Regions from separate parts of the Homo sapiens genome. Here region 2 is linked to region 1. The links are chromatin contacts, found by Hi-C or POLR2A ChIA-PET in ENCODE. All regions are on one chromosome and are shown on one strand. The core of a region is the stretch at or near the end of the contact, and the rest is flanking DNA. Distances in the headings are between cores, read along the strand shown.

Evidence for each region. A loop is a pair of places that touch in the nucleus more often than their neighbours do. ChIA-PET counts read pairs that join two places held with the same protein, here RNA polymerase II (POLR2A). Pooled maps may share reads with other maps.
Region 2: a pooled map shows a loop between it and region 1 (4-fold over the local background). The contact joins the promoter of CDK5RAP1 here to the enhancer-like site in region 1. A Hi-C loop is called at or near these places in 1 of 50 pooled maps. POLR2A ChIA-PET finds 5 or more read pairs at or near these places in 3 of 52 experiments (activated T-cell, activated naive CD8-positive, alpha-beta T cell and naive thymus-derived CD8-positive, alpha-beta T cell).

The regions. Positions count from the first base shown.
Region 1 is chr20:33,259,360-33,264,695 of GRCh38, forward strand. No RefSeq gene overlaps it. Among named protein-coding and RNA genes, the nearest start is that of BPIFB1, 21 kb to the right of the region's middle. Within about 2 kb of position 2,827, at least 3 of the 41 ENCODE cell types and tissues checked have a DNase peak (open chromatin) inside an H3K27ac peak, as active enhancers do.
Region 2 is chr20:33,398,604-33,403,939 of GRCh38, forward strand. It overlaps CDK5RAP1 (CDK5RAP1 mitochondrial tRNA methylthiotransferase), which reads right to left and starts at 2,916. Exons shown (of 14, transcript NM_016408.4): 1 at 2,825-2,916. It overlaps LOC124904889 (a long non-coding RNA gene), which reads left to right and starts at 2,979. Exons shown (of 2, transcript XR_007067567.1): 1 at 2,979-3,072. RefSeq lists enhancers at 2,627-2,716, 2,857-3,056.

The DNA of each region.
Region 1 (5,336 bases), core at 1,577-4,076:
AATTTTTATTTGTTTAAAGCTCAAGTTTGTGATGCAGATAAATTCTGAAAAATATAAAAGGAATAAAAACCCAGGAAACTCACTTATAGATCATTCATACTTTAAATTATGACTTCCTTCCCAATGTCCCTGCCACTATTGTTTTCAGAACCCTCAGAGAGCTTTCTCATTCACTGTGTCCAGGGTTTTTGTTTCATTCAGTAGGAAATACAGAGTGGAACGGCTTACTCCATCCATTTCCACTCTCCCGTTTGTAAAACGAGCTGGATTACGGCAGATGAGGGTGGACCTCCAGAAATTTAACACAGTGCGTTGACTGTTGTAGTATCTTTACTGGAACAGCCCAATGCAGCCTTAGGTACTTACTATGGAGCTTTTAATCTGGAAAATGTGTTCTTTTCAATACTCAAGGTAACAAGCTCAGAAGCAAATGGCACTCACTTGGGATAAATAACGGTACACACTCAGTCTTGCCCCTGCTCTCTCTTGTTCTTAAAACAAGTTATCCATGGCTGGGCACAGTGGCTCTCACCTGTAATCCCAGCACTTTGGGAGGCTGAGGTGGGTTGATCGCTTTGAGCTCAGGAGTTTGAGACCAGCCTGGGCAACATAATGAAACCTCGTCTCTACTGAAAATACAAAAATTAGCTGGGCGTGGTCCTAGCTACTCAGGAAGCTGAGGCATGAGAATTGCTTGAACCCAGGAGGCGGAGTTTGCAGTGAGCCAAGATTGCACCACTGCACTCCAGCCTAGGTGACAGAGTGAGACCCTGTCTCAAAAAAAAAAAAAAAAAAAAAAAAAAAAAGCTATCCATTTGTAAATTGCTGATTTCTTTAGGGCATTGGCTCCATAAACTTTTCATAAAGCCTCAATGATTTCACCATTCACCCATCCAAGTTTCACCATAAATTTGATGTGTATTCTTGCTTCAATTTTAGCAGGATTCATGTGGCTTTGATAGGGTTTTTTTCTAAGTGATGTCTTATCCTTCTTATTGCCTCAAACTAGATCCCGTTCAACATGTTATAACAAATTAGTTCAAGTTTATTTTGGTGCAAAAAGAATTTGGAAATGCAGGCATAGTTTCTTCATAATATGCATTTTCCATAAGCTTTTCGGAGACCTTCATAGGATAAGAGATCTATTGTAGAGATTTGATCTTACAGAACCATGGGAGTGGGTTAAATAGTCCTTGTTAGGCTGTTGTTTTGCATCTGGTGCTGGAGCTTCAACCCAGCAGGGCGGGTAGACAGGAAGAGGAGATGGATATGAAGTGAGGAAGAACAAAGAAAAACTGAAACCTGATTTAGGGTCTCTGCACCTCCAAGTCCACAGATGCAGGGGCACAAGGAAGGTTTCCTGCTCCTTCAGTGAACACATTTGAGAGTCTGGGCGTTTGGTAAGGCCATGGAATAGAAGCCAGAGACTGGGTGCTAGTCCAGACACTGCCCCCACTGTGTGTGACCCTGAATGCAAAGTAGCCAAGACCAGTCACAATCCCACAGCCCTCTTTTTTTTTTTTTTGCTTGAAACGGAGTCTTGCTCTGTTGCCCAGGCTAGAGTGCAGTAGCGCAATCTTGGCTCACTGCAAGCTCCACCTCCTGGGTTCACGCCATTCTCCTGCCTCAGCCTCCTGAGTAGCTGGGACTACAGGCACCCGCCACCACACCCAGCTAATTTTTTGTATTTTTAGCAGAGACGGGGTTTCACCGTGTTAGCCAGGATGGTCTCGATCTCCTGACCTCGTGATCTGCCCGCCTCGGCTTCCCAAAGTTCTGATTCCCACAGCCCTCTTGAGTATGAACAGCAGTGCAACCGCAGAACTCACTGCACAACATCCTCCTCTTTGGGGCTCAGTCTTCCAAGGTAAGAAATGGGAAGCTTTTAGCTGTTGAGTCTTTGCTTCAGATGAAACTCTGTCCCCAGGAAGATCACCACTTGACGTATGCTAAAGCTAAACGTAGCTCCCTTAGTTTCTCCCTTGTATTAGTTATCTATCACTAATACATAACAAAGTATCCCAAAACTTCATGGCTTAAAATAACATGTATTATCTCATAGGTATTACCCTCATGTTTCTGTGGGTCAGGAATATAGAAACTGCTTAGCTGGGTGGCTCTGGCTCTTGCGAGGCTGGAGTCAGGATGTTTGCCACGATCATCCAAAGGCTTGACTAGAGCCCCAGAGAATACAAGAGGGTTCATACACATGGCTGTGGCTGGAGAATTCTCAGTTCCTGGCCACCAGAATATCCGCACTGGGCTGCTTGAGTGTCCTCACAACATGGCAGCTGGCTTCCCCAAAACACGTGATCCAAGAGAGCAAGAGAGAGAAAGAAGAAAGCTGCAGTACCTCTTTTTGACCTCACCTCAGAAGTCACACACCATCACTTTGGGCCATAACCTATTCACTAGAAGTGAGTAAATCCACCCCACATGCAAGGAAAGGAGAATGAGGCTCTCCCTCTTAAGAGGGAGCATCAAAGGATTGTGGATATATTATAAACAACTATACTCCCTTCCATTCCGGAAGTTACCCTGGGCATTTCCTTCAATGGCCAAAGTCCCAGGAGCAGGCTTTCTTAAATAAATGAGTCTTTCCTCCTTAGGTAAATTCTTCAATCTCTCTTGAAAGTGCAAATGGCTATAGTCCGGTGTTTTTGTTTTCTATTCTTGTTTTGATTATTCATTTAATGGTAATTTTTCCTTCCTGCTTCATTCAGACCAGATAAAAACAGAAATACTCTAGTGGAAGTGGGGGTGAGGGGCACAGTTTCAACATCTCTGCCATCTGTCGTGTCTCCTCCAGTGTTGGCAGGCATGCGATGACTTTAGATGGTTCCGAGATACAGCATGAAACAACCTTGAGTCACTAAGGGGAAATGTTTCTGTTCCTTTTGTAATTTTTCTTTCCTTATTCTGATTGCAACAAGGAAAGAGTGTCAGTTGGGAGCTAGCCTGTCTTGAATGCTCTGGGTGATGCTGCCGCAATCTCTTTTTTATGAAAGAGAAAGGAGAAGAGGGAGAGAGAGAGAGAGAGAGAGAGAGAGAGAGAGAGAGAGTGAGAGAGCTGGACTCCAGTTCTTCTCACCACATTATCCAGGAAAACTTAATAACGTTTTTCTCTTCCGTTTGCATCTACTTAGCAGTTACCCTGTATTTCAGGAAGTTGATGGTGAAACTTAAAATATGTAAAAGTTCCTGTTATATTATAATAGATTTCTTTAAAAATAGGAAGACACCCAAAAGGAAAATATTAAGTAAATAAAAGTAATGGTTGCCTGTATATGGCACAAGTCGCAGAGGTGATATGTGAATGACTGGAATTCGGGGAGCTTAGGGACCATGCCTCCAATGCCTGACCAGCCTGGCTACTGGATTTCCTGAAGCCAAGCTCTCCAGGCCCCTAACCTTGCACCAGCGCTCACACTGTATGTCCTGTGGCCACTAGAGGAAGCTGTTGCACATATATGTACTTCCCAGCTACCACCCTGGGAATGAACACTAACATCTATGTAGCAGTAACTCCTTTAAGGATTGCATCTAATCTTCCCAGAGACGGGGTCTCTAAGGCCCAAAGTCACAGAGCTTGTGAGCAGCTGATCCAGAATCCAAATCCCAGCAGTCAGACTCTGGAGCTCAGGCTATTTGTCATAGGTTGAAAACTCATGAGCTCCAGCCAAATCCGATGCATTGTTATTTTTTTAGATTTTGCTTTGAATGCTTGATTGTTCTCCAGCTGGATGCTAAATACAAATGCATTCATCATATCCCCCAACTAGCATACCAAGTTGTCTTACATTATTAACTGTTTAGCTCCTAAAGCAGATTTTCAGATTTACCAGTAAAAATACAGGATACCCAGTGAAATTTACATTTCAAATCAACGACAAATAATTTCTAGTGTAAGTATGTCCCAAATATTTCATGGGACATACTTACACTAAAAAAATTTTCATCATATATCTGAAATTTAAATATAACTGGGCTTTCTATATTTTACCTGTCAACCTTACTGATATGGTTTGGCTGTGTCCCTATCCAAATCTCATCTCTGTAGTTCCCATAATCCCCACAGATCATGGGAGGCACCAGGTGGAGATAATTGAATCATGGGGGCAGTTTTCCCCATCCTGTTCTTGTGATAGCAAGTTAGTTCTCATGAGAGCTGATGGTTTTCTAAGGGGCTTCCCCCTTCACTGGGCACTCATTCTCTCTCCTGCCACCTTGTGAAGAGGTGCCTTCTGCCATGATTGTAAGTTTTCTGAGGCCTCCCCAGCTGTGCAGAACCATGAGTCAATTAAACCTCTTTCTTTATAAATTACCCAGTCTTGGGTGTTTCTTCATAGCAACGTGAGAACTTACGCTTACTCTAAAAGCATCTTTGCATTTGAAACTCCTGCTCTGTCCCTCATTCCCCCACAGAGGGGAATATTTATAGAGAATCTACTATGTGCTGGTTTTGAGTGGGACGCAGAGAAACAAAAGGCTCTGCAGCAGGCTGCAAACAGCCCTGATGCTTCAGCTATGTGGTGGTCAGGCAGACCCCCCACCGCCCCGCCATGGTACTGAAACTCTCTGGGATCTATAAAGATGCCATGTGGACTTTCTGGCGAGCCCCAGTGAGGGAGTCACAGACTGCTAGATTTCTGGAGCAAAGCCATGCTGCCTTCAGCAGGGAACTGTATACCATGAGTAAAACAGCTTCTGACATGCTACAGGGCCCTGGTCAGGAAGGGGCGCCTGATCACAGGGCATCAGTAACCATGAGGCCAGAACTGCCCATCAGGAACTGGTCACTGTCATCCACCAAGTCATCAGGTCAGCAGGACCAACAGCAATTCTTCATCAGGCAGAAGTGGTGTCTGATCTAGTGGGGGCTCAAAAAGGTCCAGGGGGCAAAAGTAAGCTACCCAGACCTTCGCATCACCTACTAGTGTTGCACCCAGCTTCTCCCTGGGTGCACACCCATGGCCCCATAGATGTTCCCGAGGATCAGCTGATGGAGAAGGAAAAATTCTAAACTTGATTCATGAGTAGGTCAGCTCAGTATGTTAGAGGAAGCCAAAAATCGACGATGTTTCACACCCTCAGGAGTGACCCTGAAAGACAGCAACCCGAGGAAATCCCCCCAGGAGTAAAGCTTCAGGCTGTGCACTTGCTCATCCACTTTGACAAAAAAACAACTGGAGGTAAGATTTATAGGCCAGGTGCAGTGACTCATACCTATAATCCCAGCACTTTGGGAGGCCAAGGTGGGAGATCACTTGAGCCCAGGGGTTTGAGACCAACCTGGGCAACATGACAAAACCCTCTCTCTACAAAATATGAAAAAT
Region 2 (5,336 bases), core at 1,666-4,165, 140 kb after region 1:
TACAATGAAACAAGATACAACTGTTAGAAACCAAGGCTGGTGGCCGGGTGCAGTGGCTCATGCCTATAATCCCAGCATTTTGGGAAGCTGAGACAGAAACATCACTTGAGCCAGGAATTCGAGACCAGCCTGGGCAACATAGTGAGACCTCATCTCTATAAAAATAACAAAAAATAGCCGAGCACAGTGATGCACACCTGTAGTCCCAGCTACTCAGGAGGTTGAGATGAAAGGATTGCTTGAGCCCAGGAGATCAATGCTGCAGTAAGCCATAATCGCACCACTGCACTCCAGCCTGGGTGACAGAGTAAGACCCTATCTCAAAAAAATAAAAATAAAAATAAATGAGGCTGAACCTATACATGACAAAGGCAAGGAAGCAATATGCTCCATGCTACCTACATTATACTACTGTTGAATCTGTGGGGAAAGAGGGTGGGAATATTGAGGTACCTATTTGCAGGTACATACAATATCTCTAGAATGCATAAGAAACAATAGTTGCCTCCCAGGAAGACTTAGGTGACTAAGGTATAGGAGATGAAGCCATACTATTTACTTTTTTTTTTTTTAATTTTCTGACTAAGGAAGAATTCTAGGATCACCATATATTTTTACTGGACCCCACATCTATGGCCTACTACACTCCAGCCATGCCACACTTCTTTGTATTAATCTTCACTAGCTTATAGGATTTTACACATGCTGTTCTCTGGCTGGTATTTATCTTCTCTCTAGTGGCCTATGGTACTTTCAGCTTTCTTCCTCTGGGAAGCCTGCTCTGGCCATCACCCCCGAAGTCTAGGTGGGGTCCTCCTCTGGGTTCCCAAAGCTCTATTCTATCTCTCCATCACAAGACTCATCACACTTTGCTGTTAATTATTACTGACACTTCTGCCAGCCCTAGTAAACTGGCAGGTTCCTGCAAGCAGGGAACAAGTATCATTCATTTCTACACCTTCACCATCTCCCATTGTGGTAGCTGCCTCACGGCAGGTGCTAAACATCAGTGGTTCCCAACCTTTTTGGTACTAGGAATTGGTTTCATGGAAGACAATTTTTCCACAGACATGGAAGCAGGGGTGTGTTGAAACTGTTCCACCTCAGGCATTTAGATTCTTACAAGGAGCATGCAATCTTGAGCCAGTGCGGTGGCTGACATCTATAATCCCAGCACTTTGGGAGGCCGAGGCAGGCGGATTGTTTGAGCTCAGGAGTTCGAGACCAGCCTGGGCAACATGGCAAGACCATGTTTATTTGTTGTCTCTACAACAAATTAAAAAATAAAAAATTAGCCAGCCATTGTGGTATGTGCCTGTAATCCCAGCAACTTGGGAAGCTGAGGTAGGAGGATCACTTGAGCCAGGGAGGCAGAGATTGCAGTGAGCTGAGATTGCGCCACCACACTCCAGCCTGGGCAACAGAGAGAGAGAGAACTTGTCTCAAAAAAAAGGAAATGGAATGCACAAACTAGATGCCTTGCATATACGCAGTTCACAATAGGGTTTGTGTTCCTGAGAAACTAATTCCGTGGCCAATCTGACGGGAGGCAGAGCTCAGGCAGTAATGCCAGCTTTGCTGCTCACCTCCTGCTGTGCAACCCGGTTCCTCACAGGCCACAGACAGGTACCATTCTACCACCTAGGGTTAGGGGAACCCTGCTATACACGTGTAAAGAGCAGATGTGGCCCATTACCTTTCCAATGAGATGACCTGCCACATCTGCTACTAGCACTTAGGAGCAATGCCAACCCAGTTTCAAGAGTCAGAGAAGAACAGCCTTAAAGTGTGAACTTTAAAATCGCCCCTTTCTACTCCATAATTGCTGTGTGACCTTTGGCAAGACAAATTTCTGTCTCTGAGCCGCCAATTCCACATGTGTAAAATAAGGATAAAAGCAGCACCTACCACCCCATAAGTGTTATTAAGAATAAGATATTAAAAACCCAACTTGAGATACAGTAAGCGTTCACTAACTGCACATTTACAGCCCACACCCCCTTTCACAGAGAGTATTAGAGCATCCTGGTTAAGAGTATGAACTCCACTAAAAATACAAAACTTAGCCGGGTGTGGTGGTATGCGCCTGTAATCCTAGCTACCCAGGAGGCTGAGGCAGGAGAATCGCTGGAACTCGCGGGGCAGGGGCTACAGTGAGCCGAGATCGCGTCACTGCACTCCAGCCTGGGCGACAGAGCAAGACTCCCGTCTCAAGAAAAAAAAAGTATGGACCCTGGAGTCAGAATCTGACCCCACTGCTGCCAAGCCAGCTAAACCTTAGGCACCTGTCTTAAACTCTGGGAGCCTCTAGATGGGGATAATAGCACCTATCTCCATAAGCCTACCGTAGGATCAAATGCAATAATACAAGCAAAATGCTTTGCATAACGCAATGTAGAAGCCTCTCTGGAGGCTCGAAATTAATTCTGACAGTCGGCAATGAGGCTGGAACAACAGCGTACAACATCCCAAACATTTTATTGGCTGGTTACAATGCGTTAGGCATGGTGCAAAGCATTTTCCGCGAATTATTACCTATAACCCTCATAGCAACCCTGTGAGGCAGGCTGTACTGTCAACCCCACTTCACGGGTGGCGAAGCGAAGCCTTGAAAGAAGTGGAGGTGACCTGTCCAAGGTCACACGGGGTTAGGCGGCGGGGTTAGGGTACGAACCCCTACAGCCTGACGCCAGGCCCCACGCCATAACCACCGTGCCATCCTCCCTCTTGAACACCGTGCGCTTCCCGGGATCCGCGGCCCCTCCTGCCCCAGGCGCCAGTCAAAAGCGGGTGCGCAGCCCACCCCGGCGGCCGCGCTGCTCACCTCCCGCAGCAGCAACAGTGCCCGGGGTCCCGCAGCGTAAGTTCTGCCGGCAAGTCGGATCCCCTCACAGGTCCGCCGCTGCGTTCATACACAAGCGACTTCCGTTCCGCCGCTACTTCAGGCCGGGTCATGCTAACGGAAGTGCTTCCTTTTTACAGTCCGGGTGGACCCAAAGCTCCGTGGCGGTGCTGAACTTTAGGGCAGCCACTAGCCACGGACTTAAGCGGCAATTGAGCTCCTCAAAGTGGGTGAGTGCAAATCAAATGTGCGCTAAATGTCAGATACACTGGATGTGGAAGAAGAAATGTCAAATAGTGTCAAATAGTTCATATATATAATGTTTATATTGATTATGTGCTGCAATAATTGTTGGGATATATTGGATTAAATAAGTACATTTGTTGAATTAGTTTTTTTTATTTGTAGCTATGGTGGTAGAAATATTTGAATTAAGTTCACCTGTTGTTTCTTTTTACTTTTTCAATGTGGCTAGCAGGGGGAAAAATAATATGGTGTGATCATGGCTCACTGCAGCTTCCGCCTCCCATGCTAAAGCAATCCTCCCACCTCACACTCCCAAGTGGCTGGGACTACAGGCAGGCGCCACCACGCCCAGCTAAAATTTTTTTAATTTTTTTGTAGAGACCGGTCTCCCCATGTTGCCCAGGCTGGTCTCAAACTCCTACCTAGGCGCAAGCCATCCTCCCACCTTGGCCTCCCAAAGTGCTGGGATTGTAGGCATGAGCCACCGTGTCCGGTCCTTACTGGGAAATTTTAAGTCACCTAAGAGGTTCACGCTCTATTTCTATTGGAGGGTGCTGCCCTGTAGGTTAATGACTTCCTGATTCACATCTCCAGCTGGACCCTCCCTGCAGTACCAGAGCCATAGCTCAGCTGCCTACTTGACACCCCTTCTTGAGTGTCTGATGACCATCTCTAACTTATACAGAACTCTTCATTTCCACACATGCACCTTCACCAAAAACCTGTACCTGTCATTCTGGCCCATCTCAGTAAATGGCCCAACCATCCTTCCAGGTGCACTAGGAGGAACTGAATGGTCATTTTCTTCACCTCCCTGGATCCCCACATTCTATCTGTCAGTAAGCCCTGTCAACTCTAACTCCAAAATGTCAAATCTGTCTACTCGGTAGCTACAACTACCCAGGCCACCATTGTCTCATCAGAAACAATCACAGTAGCCTGCTAATGGTCACCTTGTCTCCTGAGAACAGTTTCCCACACATAGCCTAAGGGAATTTGTGTTTGTTTTATTAAATCAAATTATATCACCCCTCTCCTGAAAACTCTCCGTGGCAGGCCGGGCGTGGTGGCTCACATCTGTAATCCCAGCACTTTGGGAGGCCAAGATGGGCAGATTGCTTGAGCCCAGGAGTTCTAGACTAGCCTGAGCAACATGATAAAACCCCATCTCTACAAAAAACACAAAAATTACCCCGGCATGGTGGTGGGTACCTGTGGTCCCAGCTACTCAGAAGGCTGAGGCAGGGAGGATTGCTTGAGCCAGGGAAGTTGAGGCGGCAGTGAACCATGACCTCAACACTGCACTCCAGCCTGGGTACCAGAATGAGACCATGTCTTGAAAAAGAAAAAAACAAAAACAGCCGGGCACGGTGGCTTATGCCTGTAATCCCAGCACTTTGGGAGGCTGAGGTGGGTGGATCATGAGGTCAGGAATTCGAGACCAGCCTGGCCAATATGGTAAAACCCCGTCTCTACTAAAAATAAAAAATAAAAAATAGCTGGGCATGGTGCCGCGTGCCTGTAGTCCCAGCTACTCGGGAGGCTGAGGCAGGACAATTGCTTGAACCCAGGAAGCGGAGATTGCAGTGAGCCAAGATCGAGCCACTGCACTCCAGCCTGGGCGACAGAGCAAGACTCCATCTCAAAAAAAAAAAAAAAAAGAAAAGAAAAGAAAAAAACAAAAACAAAAAGCTTAAGAGCTTTCCATTGCCCGTGCAATAAAATCCAGATTTCCTACTGTATCCTAGGGGCCTGCATGATGTGGCCCCTGCTTTTTTTTTTTGAGACGACGTCTCACTCACTCTGTCGCCCAGGCTGGAGTGCAGTAGTGCAATCTCGGCTCACTGCAACATCCGCCTCCCAGGTTAAAGCGACTCTCCTGCCTCAGCCTCCCGAGTAGCTGGGATTACAGGCGTGCACCACCACGTCAAACTAATTTTTGTATTTTTAGTAGAGCAGGGTTTCACCATGTTGGCCAGATTGGTCTCAAACTCCTGGCCTCAAGTGATCCGCCCACCTCGACCTCCTAAAGTGCTAGGATTAGAGGCGAGCACCACCACGCCCGGCTGATTTTTGTTTTTACTAGAGATGGGTTTTCGCCATGTTGGCCAGGCTGGTCTCAAACTCCTGGCCTCAAGTGATCCTCCCACCTCAGCCTGCCAAAGTGCTGGAATTACAAGCATGAGCCACCATGTCTGGCCCCCTGCTTACTTTTACTTCTCCAACCCATGTACTTCTTACCACTTAC